Regions from separate parts of the Homo sapiens genome. Here region 1 is linked to region 2. A link is an interaction called in ENCODE POLR2A ChIA-PET data of the cell type or tissue named here. Cell type or tissue: GM12878. All regions are shown on one strand. Each heading gives the region's core, and the rest is flanking DNA. Links, peaks and the distances in the headings are about the cores only. Region 1 overlaps KLHL18 (kelch like family member 18). Region 2 overlaps KLHL18 (kelch like family member 18).

Region 1 (9,180 bases), core at 640-8,639, 54 kb after region 2:
AGGAAGGGAGAGAAGTGGGCAGAGTCCTCAGGAACCACTGAACATGTAACTATACCAACTTCAACTGATTTGCAGGTGTTTCTTAGCAGTCTAGACTCCTCACCATGAAAATTTAAGGAGTACACAGTCTGTACTCAATCGACCTCTCCAATCCCACCTTCCACCTTGCTCCTCTATGTCTTACTTATTTAAGAAACACTGTAGGTGTACTTTCATGCCTGGGCCTCTGAACACTCTCCCCTGGCCTGGAATGCCTCTTTCCACTGTGCCTGTCTGTCAAAGTCCTATTCATCTTGCAATGTACCAACTAAATACCATCCTTTCCATGCAACAGTCACAAACCCTCAGAACTGTAAATATCAGCTACTCCTTTGATGTTCCCTTAGGCCTCTGGTGATGCCTATGCAGTTACAGAATTTATCAGACTCTGCCTTTTCTCATAATTATTAATAATTGATGCATAATCTATCTTCCCCACTCATCTATAAATGCCAAAGACAGAGGCTGACTCCCATTCACAGCAGGGTGTCTCATGCACCTACAAGCACCAAGCACAGGTAAATGCACTTATATAGTATGTTGACTGAAGAAGCATCTCAAACATAAGGTCAGGGGTTAGTTAAGGTAATTCAGTAAATACTTTTAAGTGCTTGAAACATGCTAAGAACTATACTAGGTAAGAGATGGCTCACGATTCAGGAGTTCAACATCTAGAGGGGAACAAAAACACTCGAACCATCTACATCCTGCTCAGACCAGTAAGGGGAGTAGGACCAATGTGTGGCGGCAATGCTTCTCAAACTTTAATGTGCACAGGATGTAAGAAGCACCAGATTCTAGTTCAGTAGGTCTGGGGCGGGACCTGAAATTCTGCACTTCGAACAGGCCCCCACCCAGGTGATGCTGACGCTATTAGTCCAATGACAACACTAAGTAATGAGGGGTTAAGGTGCAGTGGAAGAGGGGGAGATGAACTACACCTGGAGGGATATGAGAAGACTGTCTTCAGAGAGATGGGACTTCACACAACCCCCCACTGTGATAGGACAGAGCACAAGAAAGAGGGCATGGGTCCCTTTGAGAAAAGAAAACTTTGAAGGGGCCGGGCACAGTGGCTACACAGCACTTTGTGAGGCCGAGGTGGGAGGATTGCCTGAGGCCAGGAGTTCGAGACCAGCCTGGGCAACAAAGCAAGACCCTGTATCTACCAAAAAAAAAAAATTTTTTTTTAAATTAACTGAGTGTGGTGGCAACACACCTGTAGTTCCAGCTACTCAGAAAGCTGAGGTGGGAAGATCACTTGAGCCCAGGAATTCGAGGTTACAATGAACTATGATTGCACCACTGCACCAGCCTGGGCAAGAGCAAGACCCTGAAGAAAGAAAAAAGAAAAGAGGAGAAAGAGAAAGGGAAAGGGAAAGCAAGGGAAGAAAGAAAAAGGAAAGAAAGCAAAGGAAGAAAATATGGAAGAAAGCTTGAAGCATGGATACGGCTCTGCTTGGCAGATGTGAGCAGATACTCCAAGCCAAAGGAACACTAGAGCAAAGGCCCAGAGGAGGGGGAACACAGTCATGGAGAGATGGCCAGCTGATGCAAGAGGACACTGTGGGAAAGCAGGGTAGAATAGCAGAGAGGGGCCACATCTGCAGGACTCTGAATATCAAGAATACAGCTGGCAGTCTTAGAGAAGTCAACCAGAATGGCTGTCAACAACAGAACATGCTTAAGCTTCTCCCTCTGACGTCTGAGACAGCAGTGACTGGTGGATTTCTATGAGCAGCTTAGAATAATCAGAGATTCAGTTAAATCAGCAGTCCTTTCCTAAATCCTACAGAAAACTAGCCACCACCTGCTGCTCCTGCATTCCCATTACCCCTCAGATATCGTGATTACTTAAAATGCTAAGCCATATACACGGAAAACACAAGCTTTCTCAAACATGAGGTAGAGGCACGTTTTACAACCACCAAGAGCTGAGCAGCTCTGCTCGACTCACGGCTCCGCTGACAAGTTTCTAACCTCTGATTGTCACTGTGTGCAGAACAGAATTTCCTTCAAGAACAAGTCAGAATTAGTCTTCTGGCTCCGGCCATTATCATCATCTCTCCTAAACCGAAGGGGAAAGTGCAAGCAAAACGCAGTGCTGTCTTCATGAACCATGGAATATGCATCCTAACTTTCTATTACCTTAGGTATACCTCTAACACCCTGCCCTGATTTTTTATTCATAAATACATAATTATTGATTGGTTTCATTCATTCATTCACAACGTATTTACTGAGCCATACCATACACATGCAAGGAACTGTGCTGGGCTGGGTGGCTACTTCTCTGACCTCGTGTCCTTCCACTTTTCTCCTTGGTCACTCTGCCCTTATCATTCTGGCTTCTTGCTGTTTCCCCAAAACACCAAGTGTGCTCCTGCCTCAGGGCTCCGTGCTTACTGTTCCCTCTGCCTTCAGATATCCTCATGGATTGCTCCCTCACTTCATTTAGATCTCTATTAAGAGAGGCTGGCTCCTGCTTTACTTTTCTTCATGGCACTGGTCACCACTGGACATCTTCCATCTGTTTATTGTCTGCTACTCCACTAGGATGTAAGCTCATACTCAAAAAGGCTTGGCCTACTCTGCTCACTGCTGCACCCTCAGCACCTAGAACAGTACTTGGCACATGGAAGGTGCTGACATACCTGCTGAGCACCCTGCTGAATGAAAACGAAATGAGAAGCCACTCAGAGCAGAATAAGATCAGAATTAAGCCTGGGGAAAAACAATCTGTTAGTAGCTCATTCCCTACAATGAAATCTGTTTTTCCCTAGAAAAACAATCTGTTAGTAGGCTCATTCACTAGAAGGTCGGTAAGAATTCTCTCAACATGCTAGTAAAGTTAAAGAAATCCTGGGTTAGGTAAAAGATGAAGAGGATCTCAATTAGGACAGTGGTTTACTGAGCAGCTATTATGTAGATACCTCAGTAAATAATTCAGTCACAGCCCTGCTCTTGTGGAGTTACAACACTATAAATAGTTATGTAATTACTATTGTAATAAGTGTCACAAAATACACATAAGAGAGGATGAGCCAAAGACAATCCCAGAGTTTCAACTGTGCACGACTAGATGGATTGTGTGCCCCCCTAACACAGAGGAAACAAAAGATGGGCAAGGGTGTTCACTTTAGACATAATGAGTATGAGGACCCACAGGACAAATGGGGTAGAATTATAGGTTTGAAAGCTATTTGTAATTTGCAGATGATGCCAACACACCTTTACTTGGAAGACATGTTAGCACGGCTTGTTTTGCTGGTCCTCAAAATAGCTCTGTCAAGGTTACACGACATTTACAGCTTACAAACCAACCCAAGAAAAATAAGCTCACAACACATCTGCATCTCCTAAATATGTACCTCTTAGAAGGCAATTCCTTTTAAGTGACCATTTGAAGTGCAGCTACAGGGCTGAACTAATACAATTTGACTCTTAACAGCTGAGGCACCAAGTACAAAAATAAAGAGTAGGAAAGATTACTCCTTAGCATCAGATGTTTCTAATCATTGGGTTTCAATAGAAAGACAAATTGTTTTTAGTGTCTACAGTCACAAAGCACTATAAGCAATCTCTCTTGCCCACCTGGTAACAAGTCTTCTTGAGCTAATTATCTTTTGAAAATTGGATTAAATATAAATAACATACAGTTTACCATTTTAACCATGTTCAAGTGTACAGTTCTGTGGCATTAAGTACATTCTACAACCATCACCACTATCTGTCTCCAGAATTCTTCATCTTCCCAAACTGAAACTATACCCATTAAACAGTAACTCTCCATTCCCCCTCCTCCCGGCCCCTGGCAACCATCATTCCACTTTCTGTCTTCATGAATTTGACTATTCTAGGTAGTTCATATAAGTGGAATCACACAACATTTGTCCTTTTGTAACTGGCTTATTTCACTTAGTGTAATGTCTTCAAGGTTCACCCATGTTGCAGCAGAATTTTCTTCTTTTTAAAGGCTGAGTAATATTTCACTGTATGTATATACTTTTTTTTTTTTTTTTTTTGAGACAGGGTCTCGCTGTTGCCCAGGCTGAAGTGCAGTGGTATAATCATGGCTCACTGCAGCCTTGACCTCCCGGGGCTCAGGTGATTCTCGCACCTCAGCCTCCCAAGTAGCTGGAACTACAAGTGCATACCACCACGCCTGGCTAATTTTTGTATTTTTTGTAAAGACAAGGTTTTGACATGTGGCCCAGGCTGGTCTCAAACTCCTGGGTTCATGCCATCTGCCTGCCTTGGCCTCCCAAAGTGCTGGGATTATAGGCATCAGCCACTGTGTCCAGCCATATACCATATTTTGTTTATCCATTCACCCAGTGGTAGACCCTTGGGTTGCTTCCACCTTTTGGCTATTGTGAATAATGCTGCTGTGAACATTGGTGTACAAGTATCTATCTGTTCTTGAGCTTATTTTTTGAAAGCTTTTTTTTTTTTGAGATGGAGTTTCACTTTTGTTGCCTAGGCTGGAGTGCAATGGCACGATCTCGGCTCACTGCAACCTCTGCCTCCTGGGTTCAAGCAATTCTCCCGCCTCAGCCTCCCGAGTAGCTGGGACTACAGGCATGCGACACCACGCCTGGCTAATTTTATATTTTTAGTAGAGATGGGGTTTCACCATGTTGGTCAGGCTGGTCTCGAACTCCTGACCTCAGGTGATCCACCCACCCTGGCCTCCCAAAGTGCTGGGATTACAGGCGTGAAAAGCATTTTTGTGTTCTGATCAGCTATTCAGAACACTCTGCCCACATATACCATTATATTGGGTCATATTTGAACTACAGTTCACCTATTTTGCCTGCCAAAAGCCCAAGCTCTGACCTTTACCTTCAAGGCCCTGAACACAGACTGTCTGTTTCACTGGAACGTAAGAGCCATCAGGGTCTCTGGCCTGCCATTCTGCCAGCAGCTAAGCATCCTCAGCTTCAACTGAGACAGAATGGGAGCATGGTGTCTTTAGTTAAGACTTTGGAAACATTCTGCTTCAAGTTCCAGCAGAGCGTGAAGGCTTTACAAATGAGATGCTAAATTTAACAGTAACTTCTATGTTACTTACTCACTTACTAATCAGTATAGTCCCATGATCACCTGTAGTAAGCTGGGAAAATTTTTTTCACTTCCGGTTCATTTGTATTCTTTAACAAGAAATGCTTCAATTCCTAAATACTGTGTTGAAACTACAGAAGTATATGCTAGAGCAATAAATAATAAAAATAAAACCTACTTCAAAAGCCTTAGAGGCCCTATCAGTATATAACAGGTCAGTAAACTATAGGCAACGGATTCAGCTCATGCTTCTTTTGTAAAGTTTCACTGGAACACAGCCACACCCATTCATTTATACATTGTGTATAGCTGCTTTTGCACTATAGCATCAGAGTTAAGTAGCTGCAACTGAAACTATATTACCCACGAATCCTTAAGTATTTACTATCTGGCCCTTTACAGAAAATGCTTGTTAACTCTTAGTTCACGCACCTTGGTTCACCCACTTTTGTCCCCAATTGGAAAAAAGTGGTGATGTAATCAGCTGCTTGGATGTTCTTCCTAAGGTCTTCCTAAGCTAACCACAGGCCAGCTGGCTGGTTCCATGCCAAAGAGGCAATGACAGTGCCAATACTCAACAAGTTCGAAAGTAGAAAGGTAGCTGCCATGCTTGTAATTTGGGAAGGGCTAGGAACACACATTTAGAAAAACAATGTGGTCTCATCTTCCATCAACTAGCCTACAAGCTAAACCAAGTGGGGCTAAGGGGCAAACAATGGAGTCTCATGTACAGAATAATAAAGGAACCGTCTGCAGTTAAGAAACATCCCCAAGCACAGGCTTCTTAAATGTACCTGGCGAGCCAGTCAGCCAGCCAGCAAGCTCCAGAAGCCTTAGGGTGAACATGATGAATGTTGCTTGACTGGTAACGGATAGTCCAGGCTGTACCTCCAACTCTCTTTCCCCACCCACATGTCAGGCAGCATCAAGCTCTCTAATTCACCTAATTGGTGTCCAAATTTAACAGCATTATTCACAACATAACTTGAACAAGGAGATTAAAACTGAATTTTTGATAGGAAATTTGTATAACAAGTGCTGTGCCCCTCAAGGAGCATGTTCTTCCTCTCAGTTCTTATTGCTCATTAGAAAGAGACAAGGCTGGGCCAGGTGTGGTGGTTCATGCCTGTAATCCCAGCACTTGGGGAGGTGGAAGCAGGAGGATCGCTTGAGCCCAGGAGTTTGAGACCAGCCTAGACCACAAGGTGAGGCCCCATCTCTCAAAAAATAAACAAAATTAGCCAGGCGTGGTGGCATACACCTGTGGTCCCAGCTACTTGGGAGGCTGAGGTGGGAGGATGGCTTGAGCCAGGGATTTCGACGCTGCAGTGGGCTGTGATCCACCACTGTACTCCAGCCTGGGCAAGAGATGAGACCCTGTCTCAAGGAAAAAAAAAAAGAGGGAGACAAAGCTAACTACACAGAGAGAGATAAACCTAACTACATGAAAAATGTCAGTAGAAAACCCTGGGAATGAGCAATATTCAGAAGCACAAGTTTTCCAATACAATGTCATTTCAAAATCAGAGTCAAGAATTCATATGTCTAAAAGACTAGTAGAAAAAGCCTGCATCTTCTCTCCTGAAATAAAATGTTGGTGTGGCATCTGGACATTCACATCTTTGCCCTCTGTGCTCAAGAATGACACTAAGGATGCTTTGTTCCCTACTATGCTTCATACCATCAGCAGGGCAGGTGAATAATCTGACAGGATGTAAAAGCATGGCTTCCACCAATAAACAGCTGTGTTAGATCTCAGCTGATACAGCTTTGTGCCATGGGCAAATCCCTTAATAGCTCTAAGCCTCAGGGTTTTTTACATCTGTAAAATGATGGCTTAAAAATGTTTTTATTTGTATAAATTTAGGGGTACAAGGGCAGTTTTGATACATGGATATATTGCATAGTGGTGAAGTCTGGGCTTTTAGTGTAACCATCATCCAAATAATGTACATTGTACCCAGTAATTTCTCATCCCTCATCCCACTCCAGTCTCCATTCATTCCACACTCTATGTCCATGCATTCACATGTAAAATGATAGCTTTGATAGGGAACCTCTACAATTCTCTTTTTTCTTTTTTTGAGACAGAGTCACGCTATTGCCAGGCTGCAGTGCAGTCGTTCAACTATGGCTCACACTGCAGCCTTGACCTCCTGGGCTCAAGCAATCCTCCCACCTCACTTCCCAAAGTGCTGAGATTACAGATGTGAGCCACCGTACCCAGCCTACAGCTCCTTTTAATATGATTATTCTAGCTCTATAATTAACCCTGTGTAACTCACTGTACTATATACACAACATAAAAATGGTATGCATCAACAAGCCCTTACTTCATTTCCTCATATCCTTCTCCACCTACTCTTTCATCACAAAGCCAGTGGTGACAACAAATTAGGCAAGATTCCAGATTCAAATGTGTAGCTCTTGAAGCCAATTTCGTGAAAACTGTGTGCCTACATTTAGTGGGTAACACAAGGAAATATTCTAATACTGTACCTTTCACCCATGGAAAAAACATTTCCTTCTGAGGGCTAAATTATCAGAGCCAGGTTCGAAACCTCAGCAGGGGCCTTGGGAAAATGCTGAGAAGACTAATGCCAGCAGATCTTTCAGGAACCATTTATCAGCGGTTGCAAAATAAAGGGTGTGTGTCTATATAGGGAGCTCCTCTCTCCTTTAAGCTTATGGCCCTGTGAATAATACTCAGGTTTGGTGACCTCATTATGCTGTCACTCAAAAAGAAAATAAATGTGTGAGATAAAGGGAGAGCAGAAATATATGAATTTCAATGCCTTACAGAAGCATAGGGGAAAAAATAAATATATAAAATCTGGCTCCAAATCTCATGAATAAGAAGAAAAACTCATTAAACCTAGCAAGTGTGCCCAACTGGCTAGACCCAGATGAATCAGACAATGCTTCCTGAGCCTTGGGCTCCTGGCAGCCCAGAGCAAAGGACACGAAACTCAACGCTGGGAAGAAGGGATGAGAGCGTCCATGGACACAAATCTCTCTACCTAGGCCAAGCCTTATGCCAACAAGTCTTGCACTACAATCCTCATAACTTTTAAGATAAAATGATTTGCCAAGGAAAAGGACCATGGGCTTTTTCTCATAACAGGTTCAAGCCATGGGAGATACAGAATGTGATTTTTTTTAAATGAATATGTTACTCTTTTCTGTCATGCCTCTATCTCACTATCCGACAGGCTTCCAGTGAATTTAAATTTCAAATATTTTCCAAAAGGAAATTAAGCCTAGGTTCAAGTGTTGGCAGTTAATTTTGAGAATGTGGCATGCCTGCTAATATTTATTTTCACGTTCTCCCTAAAATTCAGGAAGATAGAAAAGATGACACGCCATTAAGGATGAATACAGTAGACCTGAGGTAGATTAATTCACGTGGTAGCAGCTGAAATCAGTTCATTTACCGTCAGTGACAGAAGATGCAACAGGAGAGCATGAGAGAACACCTGACCCTGAATATGGAGACGAAGAGTCTAGTCCCAGTGCTGCTTAACTCAACCTGTGACCTTGAGTAAGTCCCTTCCCTTTCTGGGCTTGGGTCTTCATTTGTAAAGAGCAGGCTAATGAATTAGTGCAGTGGTTGGCAAAGTCTTTTTTTTTTTTTTTTTTTTTTTTGGAGACAGAGTCTCACTCTGTCCCCAGGCTGGAGTGCAGTGGCGTGATCTTGGCTCACTGCAACCTCCGCCTCCCAGGTTCAAGCGATTCTGCTGCCTCAGCCTCCTGAGTGGCTGGGACTACAGGCCCGCGCCAGCATGTCCAGCTAATTTTTGTATTTTTAGTAGAGATGGGGTTTCACCATGTTGGCATGGATGTTCTTGATCTCTTGATCTCGTGATCTGCCCATCTCGGCCTCCCACAGTGCTGGGATCAGGCGTGAGCCACTGTGTCCTGCCAGCAAAGTCATTTAAGGCAATGAACATTTTGTCCAGATAAAATCATTCAAAGTTCAACAGAAGCTAAAACAAATTCAAAATGGCAGGTTGAACACATGAATTTATCTCCACTCCTTCTAGAAACTCCATTAAGTTATTATTAATAAATATATAC
Region 2 (9,180 bases), core at 600-8,599:
AGCATCTGATGAAATCTCACACCAATTCATGATACAAACTCTCAAGAAACTAATAACAGAATGAAACTTCCTCAATTTGGAAAAGGTATAGATGAAACACCCACAGGTTAACATCAACTTGAACAGTGATGGACTGAAGGTTTTCCTCCCTAAGATTGAGAACAAGGCAAGGATGTCCACTTTTGCCACTTTCATTCAACACTGTACTAGATTTCTAGCCAGTACAATAAGACAGGAAAAAATTAAAGGCATACAGATTGGAAAGAAAGAAGTAAATGTCTTTATTTGCAGATGACATGATAATGTAGAAAATCTCAAGGAAGACACACACGGACATTTTTTTAAAAAATGATAAAACTAACAGATTGAATTTAGACAGGTCACAGGATATAAGATCAATAAACAAAAATCAATGGTATTTCTATATACTAGCACCAAAAAGTCTGAAAACAAAATTCAGCAAGCAATTCCATTCGTAATAGCAAAGTAATATGAACATTTTAACAAAAGGAGTGTAAGATGTATATACTGAAAATAACAAAATATTGCTAAGAGAAATCAAGGAATATCTAAATAAATGGACACAAACTCCATGTTCACAGACTGGAAGACTTCATATTGTCAAGATGGCAATTCTCAACTTGATCTGTAAATTAAACACAATATATATTTAAAACCTCAGAAGGCTTTTCTGTAGTAACTGACAATCTGATCATAAAAGTGACATGGGAATGCAAAGTATCTAGAAAAGTCAAAAGAATTTTGAAAAATAACAAAGTTGGAGGTGTTACATTACCTGATTTAATGACTTACAAATACTTTAAAGCCAGAGTCATCAATAACACACAATCATGGACAGGCACAGATCAATGGAACAGAACTAAGAGTTTAGAAATAAACCCTTATATTTATGCCCAATTGATTTAGACAAAGGTATCAAAGCAATTCAATGGGGAAAAGATACTCTACAACAAATGGTGCTTGGACAAATGGAAATCGGTCCATGAAAAGATGAATTTAGACTCTTCCCTTACACCATGCCCAAAAATGAACACAAAGTGGATCACATACCTACATGTAAGAATAAAACAAGAAGACTTCAAAAAGTTCTTAAGATACGACACCAAAGGCATGATCCATAAAAGAAACAACTGATAAACTAAACTTCATCAAAGTAAAAAACTTTTACAATTCAACCACCACCACTAAGAAAATGAAAAGAGCCCTTGTTAGTATAGTGGTGAGTAAAAAAAAAAAAAAGAGAAAGGGCTGGGCGTGGTGGCTCACGCCTGTAATCCCAGCACTTCGGGAGGCCGAGGAGGGCAGATCACGAGGTCAGGAGATCAAGACCATCCTGTCCAACATGGTGAAACCCCGTCTTTACTAAAAATACAAAAATTAGCCAGGCGTGGTGGCGGGCACGTGTAGTCCCACTACTCAGGAGGCTGAGGCAGGAGAATTGCTTGAACCTGGGAGGTGGAGGTTGCAGTGAGCCAAGACCACACCACTGCACTCCAGCCTGGCGACAGAGTAAGACTGTCTCAAAAAAAAAAAAAAAAAAAAAAAAAAAAAAAAAGAGAGAGAGAGAAAGAAAGAAAATGAAAATAAAGACAAGCTAAGACTGGGATAAAACATTTGCAAATAATATATTTGATAAATAAAGGATTTGTATCCAGAATATGTAAAACTTTCTTACAATTCATTAATAAGACATGTGAACCAATTTAAAAATGGGCAATAATTGAATAGATATTTCACTAAAGATATACAAATGGTTAACAATCGCATGAAGATGCTCAAAATCATTAGTTGTCAGAGAAATGCAAATGAACCATAATGAGATGCCACTTTGCATCCACTAGAATGGCTACAACAAAACAGAAAAGTCCAAGTGCCGACAAGAATGTGGAGGAACCTGAACCATTCATTATACATTGCTGGTGGAAATGTAAAGAGGGACAGCCACTTTGGAAAAGCTTGGCAATTTCTTAAAAAGTTAAACCTAAACCTACTATATGATCCCAGCAGTTTCACTCCTAGGATCTACCCAAGAGGAATGAAAATATATGTCTAACAAAGACTTATAAATGAATGTTCATAGCCGTATTATTCATAATAGCCCCAAATTGGAAACAATCTAAACATTTATCAATCGGTGAATGAACAAAATATGGTATAAGTGGAATACAACTTAAAAACAATAAAAGGAACTATTGGTACATTCTACAATATGAATGAACTAAATTATTCTAAAGTAGGAAGCCAGACACAGAAGGCCACATATTATATGATTCCACTTATGTGAAATGTCCAGAATAGGAAAATCTATAGAGACAAAATAAAATAGTGGTTGCCTGATGATGCAGGTGAAAAGGGGAACTGCAAAAGGGATTAACTGAGTGATGAAAATATTTTAAAACAAGATGGTGATAATGGTTGCACAGCTCTGTACATTTACTAAAAGTCATTGAGTTGGACACTTAAAATGAATGAACTTTAAGGTATGTAAACTATGACTCAATGAAACTATTAAAAAATCAGTGACGTAAAAAGGAGGAAGACAAGGGAAGCATGATTAGGTGACATTTGAATGTGGATATACCTGATTGTCCCTAAATTCTTCAAGAAGCTATTGTTCAGCCTCTTCTTCATGTCCATTGTTGTGTCTACAGTAATGGAGAGTCTCACAGAGCTCACCACGTAGCAGGTAAAACAGGTAAACAGGTCACTGCATGGTAGAATATGGCCAAGGGCCAGCACAGCAGATGGAGGAGGAGTGCCACGCTGACCAGAGATGTTTTCATGAAGGTAACATCTAAACTGAGATCCTGAAGACCGCTGCTGGGCAGCTGAGAGGAAGTGTCAGTATCTCAGTGACATTCTATGTCATGCTATGAAGTTTAGGTTTTATGAACTGCAGAACTAAGCTGGGCGTGGTGGCTCACACCTGTAATCTCAACACTTAGGGAGGCCAAGGCGGGAGGATTGCTTGAAGCTAGGCATTCAAGACCAGCCTAGGCAACATAGTGAGACCGATTCTCTACAAAAAATAAAAAAAATAGCCAGGCATGATGGTGCATACCTGCTGTCTCAGCAACTCAGGAGGCTGAGGTGGGAGGATCGCTTGAGCCCAGGAGTTCAAGGCTGCAGTAAGCAATGTTGTGTACTGTTAGGTTATTGTGAGTAGCAATAAAAAGCAGCAGTGCTGGACTTTGGGGTGAAATGGAGTGGGCTCTGCTGTTGGTCATGAGGGGGAAAGGAGTCCAAATAACAAAAACAAAGAAAGAAAGAAAAAAGAAATGGAAAGTCAAGCAGATGAATCCAGTTTGACTTAGCAGTCCACTCTTCACCTATGGGGCTCTTTGGCTCTGGTCAAGGGGGCATAGATTACATGGAAAGGGCTGCTACTACTTTACAAGCAACAGGCCTTTCTCCCAGAGGGCAGAGTTCCCAGATAGTCTGGCTATCTCTTTCAGCATGAAGGCACCTGCTTCTTCACTCTTCCCCTTGCTGCCCAGTCTGCTTTTCCAAGGTCTATGACTGTTGGGAGGAATGCTGCTCCCTTCACAGGTGGAAGACACTGCTGTCCTTAGGCAGACTGGACTGTGAGTGTGGAGATCTGGTCTCAATTTCTCACAATGCCACTGGTTAGCTGGAGTCAGGTCAATTACTTGGCCATTCTGAGGCAGTTTCCTTATGCTAAAATGTTACCTGCTCCGTGGGGATTACTGAGGACCATGTGAGATTCAACTGATAAGAGTGTTTATATGTAAGACATGTCCTGGTGGGGTGTGTGTGGGAGTGATATGCCTTCCAAAAACTTAAAAAAATTAAGTTGCCATCCAGGAGTCCAATGGACAAGATTGATCACAAGCTGACTTTTGGAAAAGTGTGACTGAAGAGTTTCCCAACAGGCAAAACCACACTAACCACAGTGTAATCTTGGAAGAGCAGATCTGGAATGCGGCTGTATTTGGGGAAGTGAAACTGAAGATGGGAGTATAGTTCTCACACTGAAGAGCATGCAAATCACCAAGGAAACTTGCTCACGCCAGAATGCTGAGCTGCACCCCAGCCCTAGGGAACCTGTCTCTAGAGAGGGACTTAGGAACGGATCTGTGGTTTAAACATTTTCCAGTGACTTTTATGTGCACCAAAGTTAAAGCACCTCTCGCCTAGAGCATAAAAAAGGAGCTGGAGATGCTGATTCCAGGCAGTCAACAGGCAGCCACATTCCACTGGGAAACTCTGGAGTTTTAGGGCAGTGAATGGAGAAAAGGGGAAATCCGAGAGTAGGGGCGATCAGGACAGGCACCAATATGCAGTCCCAAAGTGCAAATGAAGTCTTTGCATATTTTTCACCAGAAGTGACTCTCATAAAATAAATCTCTCCAAAGACTACTTTTGCTGTACATCTGGCTTTTCCCTTATATTCACAGAAATATTCCCATTTTGTCCAATATATTTTTTTCAGTGAATCACAATTAAAAAACAAACATGTACTTCTAATATCTGAGAAATAAACCAAGAAAGGACAAGAGCTATTAGGAGTGTTCTCTTTATTTCTCTTTGGTTTCTTAACACAAAAGACATGCATTCTATAAATAAAAGGAACTAAGATTTTCTGGGAAACCATAAATTGGGAGGAATTCCCACAGTCACACCTCTGTGGTCAAGAGGATGGTCTTCAGCCCCCATCTGGCTGTAATCTCTGATGAAATCCAGAAGAGAAGGCCCGTGTGTTATCCAAGAAGGTGAAACACTCAAGGACAGTGAATGCCACAGTCCTCTGCTCAGAGCTGGGCTAGGCCCCAAGGCCCACTGAGTACAATGTCTACCCTATCTCCTTGTTACATCCTTTTTACAATATCCTTGGGTGATGCTTCTTTTCATGGGGCTATTGGAAAGGCTCCAACACCAAAGAGCCAGACCAGCCATTTACGAATAGCCATTCACCATCGGACTGAGGAACCTACTGGGAGAGTGTGAATATGTTGGTGTTTCCTGACTTGTGCTCAGAGCCCAGATCAAAACACTGGCTTGATCTTACTTTGAAACATCGACCTCAGGTGCAGCAGTGTAAATTCTACACCAGGAGGTGGGATTGGACTCAGGAAGTCCACTACAAGAGCAGCAGGCCATGGTAGAAAATGATCTGCCATACCCAGTGGCAAAATCTGGGCCAGTATCCTAAGGACCCACTCAGTAGCCCACAGACCGATTCTTAATACCTTCACAATCCAGGCTTGTTGGTGCTACTTCAAATTCACAAAAGAAAGGGGCTTATAATAAGACAAGCACTGATACACTCCTAACAGGAAATGCACACCCCACCCACCTTCCGAGTCTACCCCTACAGGCAAACCAGGAAGGAGGGAGAAATGCTGGAGCCCTACCACGAGCCCAGGTTAAACGACATCCGATATCAGATTGTTGAGACGTTAAAAATAAAAATATCATTTTCAAGTGCTTGTAGCAGAGGCCTAGCTCCTAAGTTGTAGGTAACAAAGGTACTTCCCTCTGAATACATGGCGATTGCACACACTGGTAAACCTGACGGTCCTGGGGTGGGGGAGACACCCCAGGCTCCACATTGTGCCTTTCTGAACAGGCTTCCAGGCCACCCCAGGCAGGCAGCAAAGGATAGGAAACCAAGCAGGTGGAGACTGGAGCCCTAAGACTCAGTCTTGGGTTACAGGAATTGAATCTTCTTTTAGTCTCTACTGGAAGAATTTTAGAAAACCAATTTTGGCAGCAGCAGTTGAAGGACAGCCCCACTGCCCAGTGCACTGGCAAGAGAAAATGTCCTCCTCTTTGAGTCCCGCTGTGCTACATTAGGTCCTATCCAGGGAGGAGGAAGCAATATGAAATCTTTCCAAAAGGTAAAGGTCATTTGCCAAGATTAGAGGAAGAAATATAAAATCTGTTCTTTGCAGCAGCAAGAGATTCTTTCGGCCTTTAGTTCTTTATGTCATAAAAGCCAGCTGTGCTTGAATGTAAAGGTCCACCTTGCTGGTCAGTCTGCCCAGGGCTGGAGGGAGGCCAGACTCTTGGGATTGGCGAGTGGATGGAGGAGCAGTGGAATGGCAGAGCAGACAAGGTTACCAGACCAAGCCCGCCCACAGCTGGTAGAAGGAAGCCCTGGTTAGGTTCTAGAGGTGCATATGGTCAACGTGCCCCAGAAGCATCACAATGAGGGAAATCATCCAAGAACGAGATTGATGGGCAAGTGAGAATCTGGCCAGACCTGCTGTTTCCTGCTGGTCAAAAAAGGAAGCAATGTTAGTGAGAGTGGGGAATCTGAATGAGCGCCATGGTGGCAGTAGGAGGTAATCACAGGGGCGCCTGGAGCCCCCAGCCACAGCTAGGAGCCCCCACCAAGAAGAGTGGCAGTAATTCAGCAGATAGCCTAACTCTCTACGCCTATGATTTTAAAAGTCCTCTGATGGTGGGTGAGAAGACAAACCCCATGAGCACCTTACTACAGGCCCAGTCAAGAGTGCACTGATTCCACACACACTGGGGCTCAGAGGGAACCCCCAGCTCAATGCGAGGCCTCAGGACCCTGGGATCCGAATGTGGGGTGGATACCGCCCTTCTCCAGTTAGACGATTTTCCATTTAAACATAGATTTGCCGTTAGTGTCTTTTATGCTTTTTTCTTCTTGCAAAATTTGTTCACATAAAAAAATTATTTTTCTTTCCAGTTTCTTTCAAGTGTTTCTTTGTTTAAATTTCCTTCAGTTTCTTTCAAGTATCTTTTTTTCCCTTCTGTTCTCCTGGACAGATCAAAAGGCCTCACTGAAATCCCAAAATTAGACATGGGGAAAACTTCTCTTCTCCCTGCTTACCCAGCAATGAGGACAGAATCCTTGGTGCCCCACTGTGGAAGAAGGAATGTGCCTGTGTGCAGCCTTCCACTGCTGTGGCCACACCATCTCAGGCAGGGAGAACGCTTGGGTCTGTCCTTTCGTCCCCAGCTACATCCCAGTTTCCAGCAGGCTTGGACACTGCAGCCTCCCCATGGCAAATTGGCCAGACTCGGCTGGAGAGCAAGCAGGCGATGGGGAGCATCAGATGGAAGGCCTTCTGTGAACAGCTGGCCCACAGAGAGGCGGTGGGTAGGAGCTGGGCCTGGATGGAGCCTGTGTTCATGTGGACCAGAAAACAGTTCCATGTCACCAGCTGCAGGATCCAGAGGAGCTTGTGTTCCATGCTGTGCATCTTGATGACCCAAGCCTGAAGGTCACAAGGGTGGCACAGTGGGGGAGGGCTTAAGCACCTGGAAAAACTGTACCTCCGGCGAGCTCACGTTTCGCCATCTCTTCTGGTCCACTGCCTCTCCTGAGGGACTGTTCCTGGAAGGAAGCGCCTATGTCTGTACCAGATCCCTGCCCCACCACATCCCATCCTCTGCCTTAGATGGTGAGGAGAGGGATGCAGCCCACACCGACCCCTCCCTCATGGCACGCCATGGGGGCCATGAATGTCCAGCAGTCTGTCTCTGGGTCATACATCTCCACTGAGCTTAGGTTTGACTGTCCGTCGTAGCCCCCAACAGCGTAGAGGCGCCCACAGCTGGCCACCAGGGAGACCCGGCTCCTGCGCGTGTGCATGGGGACAATCAGGCACCACTGGTCTGCCACAGAGCTGTACATCTCGGCAATGCTGAGGAAGCCAGAGCCATCGTAGCCCCCGCAGACAAACATCTTGCTCCCCAGGGAGGCGGCTCCGTGCCGGCAGCGCTTGTTGAGCATGCCAGCTGCAGGGTGCCAGGTGGCTGTGTGGTGGTTGTAGTGTTCCACCTGCAGTGGGGAGAGAGGCACAGGTACAGGACAGTCAGAGGCAAAGCTCAGTCCATGGAGTGACCGTGCAGGGCACAGCAGCCCCCCATGATGTCAAACTCCTGTGGGAGGTATGGGGACAAGGAGCTCTCCCAGTATTCCCTCTGCTGCAGGCCTGCTCTTTGGTGTATGGGGACAGGGAGAGGTCACCTCACCTAACCCTTTCTGTTTGCATCTAAGGAAACAAAAAGGATGTGCCCAAGGATGCAATGCTAGGTAGTGACAGAACCTGTATGAGAGCTGGGTCTCCTGTAATCTCCAGGGCTCTCCACTGCAGCACTGACTGACTATGGAATGACTAGTAAATGGCTGTTGAGCCTTTTTTACAGAATAAATACAATTTCAAACAAATTATCCAAAAGAATACAACTGTTTGCAAATTTACACTTGGTCTATAACTGAACTTACTTTGGGCAGGAATCTCACAAGTTCTATGTAGTGTTCAACAGACAGTAGAACAGGGTGGTGGCTGCAGATGTGACTACCCTTTGCCCTTCTTTTGTGTACACTGGCTCATTCTCTGGAAGTTCAGAATTTCAGAAGGTGCAGTGGATAGCCTGAAACCTCACTAGATGATACTTTATTCAGCTGTGGCAAGGCTGAAGTTTTTTCAAATAATGATCTTCTAAAATAAATCTCAAAGACAGAAGTAGGTACCCTTATCCCAGGGGGAGCCCAGACTCACACTGCTGAAGATCTGCAAACCATCATGGCCGCCTGACACATATATCCTGCCCTCAAAGACTGTAACCCCAGCAGCACTGCGATTCGAGCTCATCGAGGTCACCACTGTCCATCTTCAGGAAAGAGTCAAAATAGGAGGGGAAGCATGAGATTCAGGGTTCTTGTTCCCTCAAGACAGCCTAGCAGGGTTTAGGTGAACTGTGCTGGCCATCTCTCCATCTCTTATCACCTCTCCCACCACCTCTCTGACAGTTCTCCCTGGCTGCCGCCTCTCACCCAAGCTGCAAACCCACAGCCCATCTTCTCTGCTCATCTCCATGGCTGCTCAAAATCATTGTCTCATACAAGACCTCTTTCTCCTACAGTTCTGCTCCTCCCTGCACTCCCTGCCTTGTTAAGCAGACCACCAGCCCTCTAGCTGCTGTACTTATAAAGCTCAGTGCTATTCTGGCTGCTTCTCCCTCACCATCAACATTCCTGTGGTCCCCCAAGTCCTGGCTGGTTTGCTTCCTAGTCAGTGCTTGCTCCCATCCCCACTACCAGTGCCCTACCCCTGACCTCTCATCTGGACCACTGCAACAGCCTCTTTACAGGCAGCCTGGCTTTCCTACCAGTCCCATCCGACCCCACCCAGCCAGAGGGATTGCTCCTCC

Evidence for each region. ChIA-PET counts read pairs that join two places held together with the same protein. Peaks named below come from ENCODE experiments on the same cell type or tissue, not always from the same donor. Only the 100,000 strongest peaks of a DNase experiment are listed, where the experiment ranks them.
Region 1: POLR2A ChIA-PET joins it to region 2 with 10 read pairs; 3 of 35 experiments call an interaction of 5 or more read pairs at or near these places.

Annotation. Positions count from the first base shown.
Region 1 is chr3:47,287,789-47,296,968 of GRCh38, reverse strand. All of the region lies in intron 1 of KLHL18 (kelch like family member 18), which reads right to left. Among named protein-coding and RNA genes, the nearest start is that of KLHL18, 9.4 kb to the right of the region's middle. RefSeq lists an enhancer at 5,160-5,269. In GM12878, for the core only: no CTCF peak of the experiment used is centred there; DNase peaks (open chromatin) are centred at 5,068 and 5,292; H3K4me3 peaks cover 494 bases; H3K27ac peaks cover 2,620 bases.
Region 2 is chr3:47,342,179-47,351,358 of GRCh38, reverse strand. It overlaps KLHL18 (kelch like family member 18), which reads right to left. Exons shown (of 10, transcript NM_025010.5): 9 at 8,529-8,640; 10 at 4,543-7,804. The coding sequence ends at 7,418. Among named protein-coding and RNA genes, the nearest start is that of PTPN23, 34 kb to the left of the region's middle. In GM12878, for the core only: no CTCF peak of the experiment used is centred there; a DNase peak (open chromatin) is centred at 3,968; H3K4me3 peaks cover 461 bases; H3K27ac peaks cover 1,840 bases.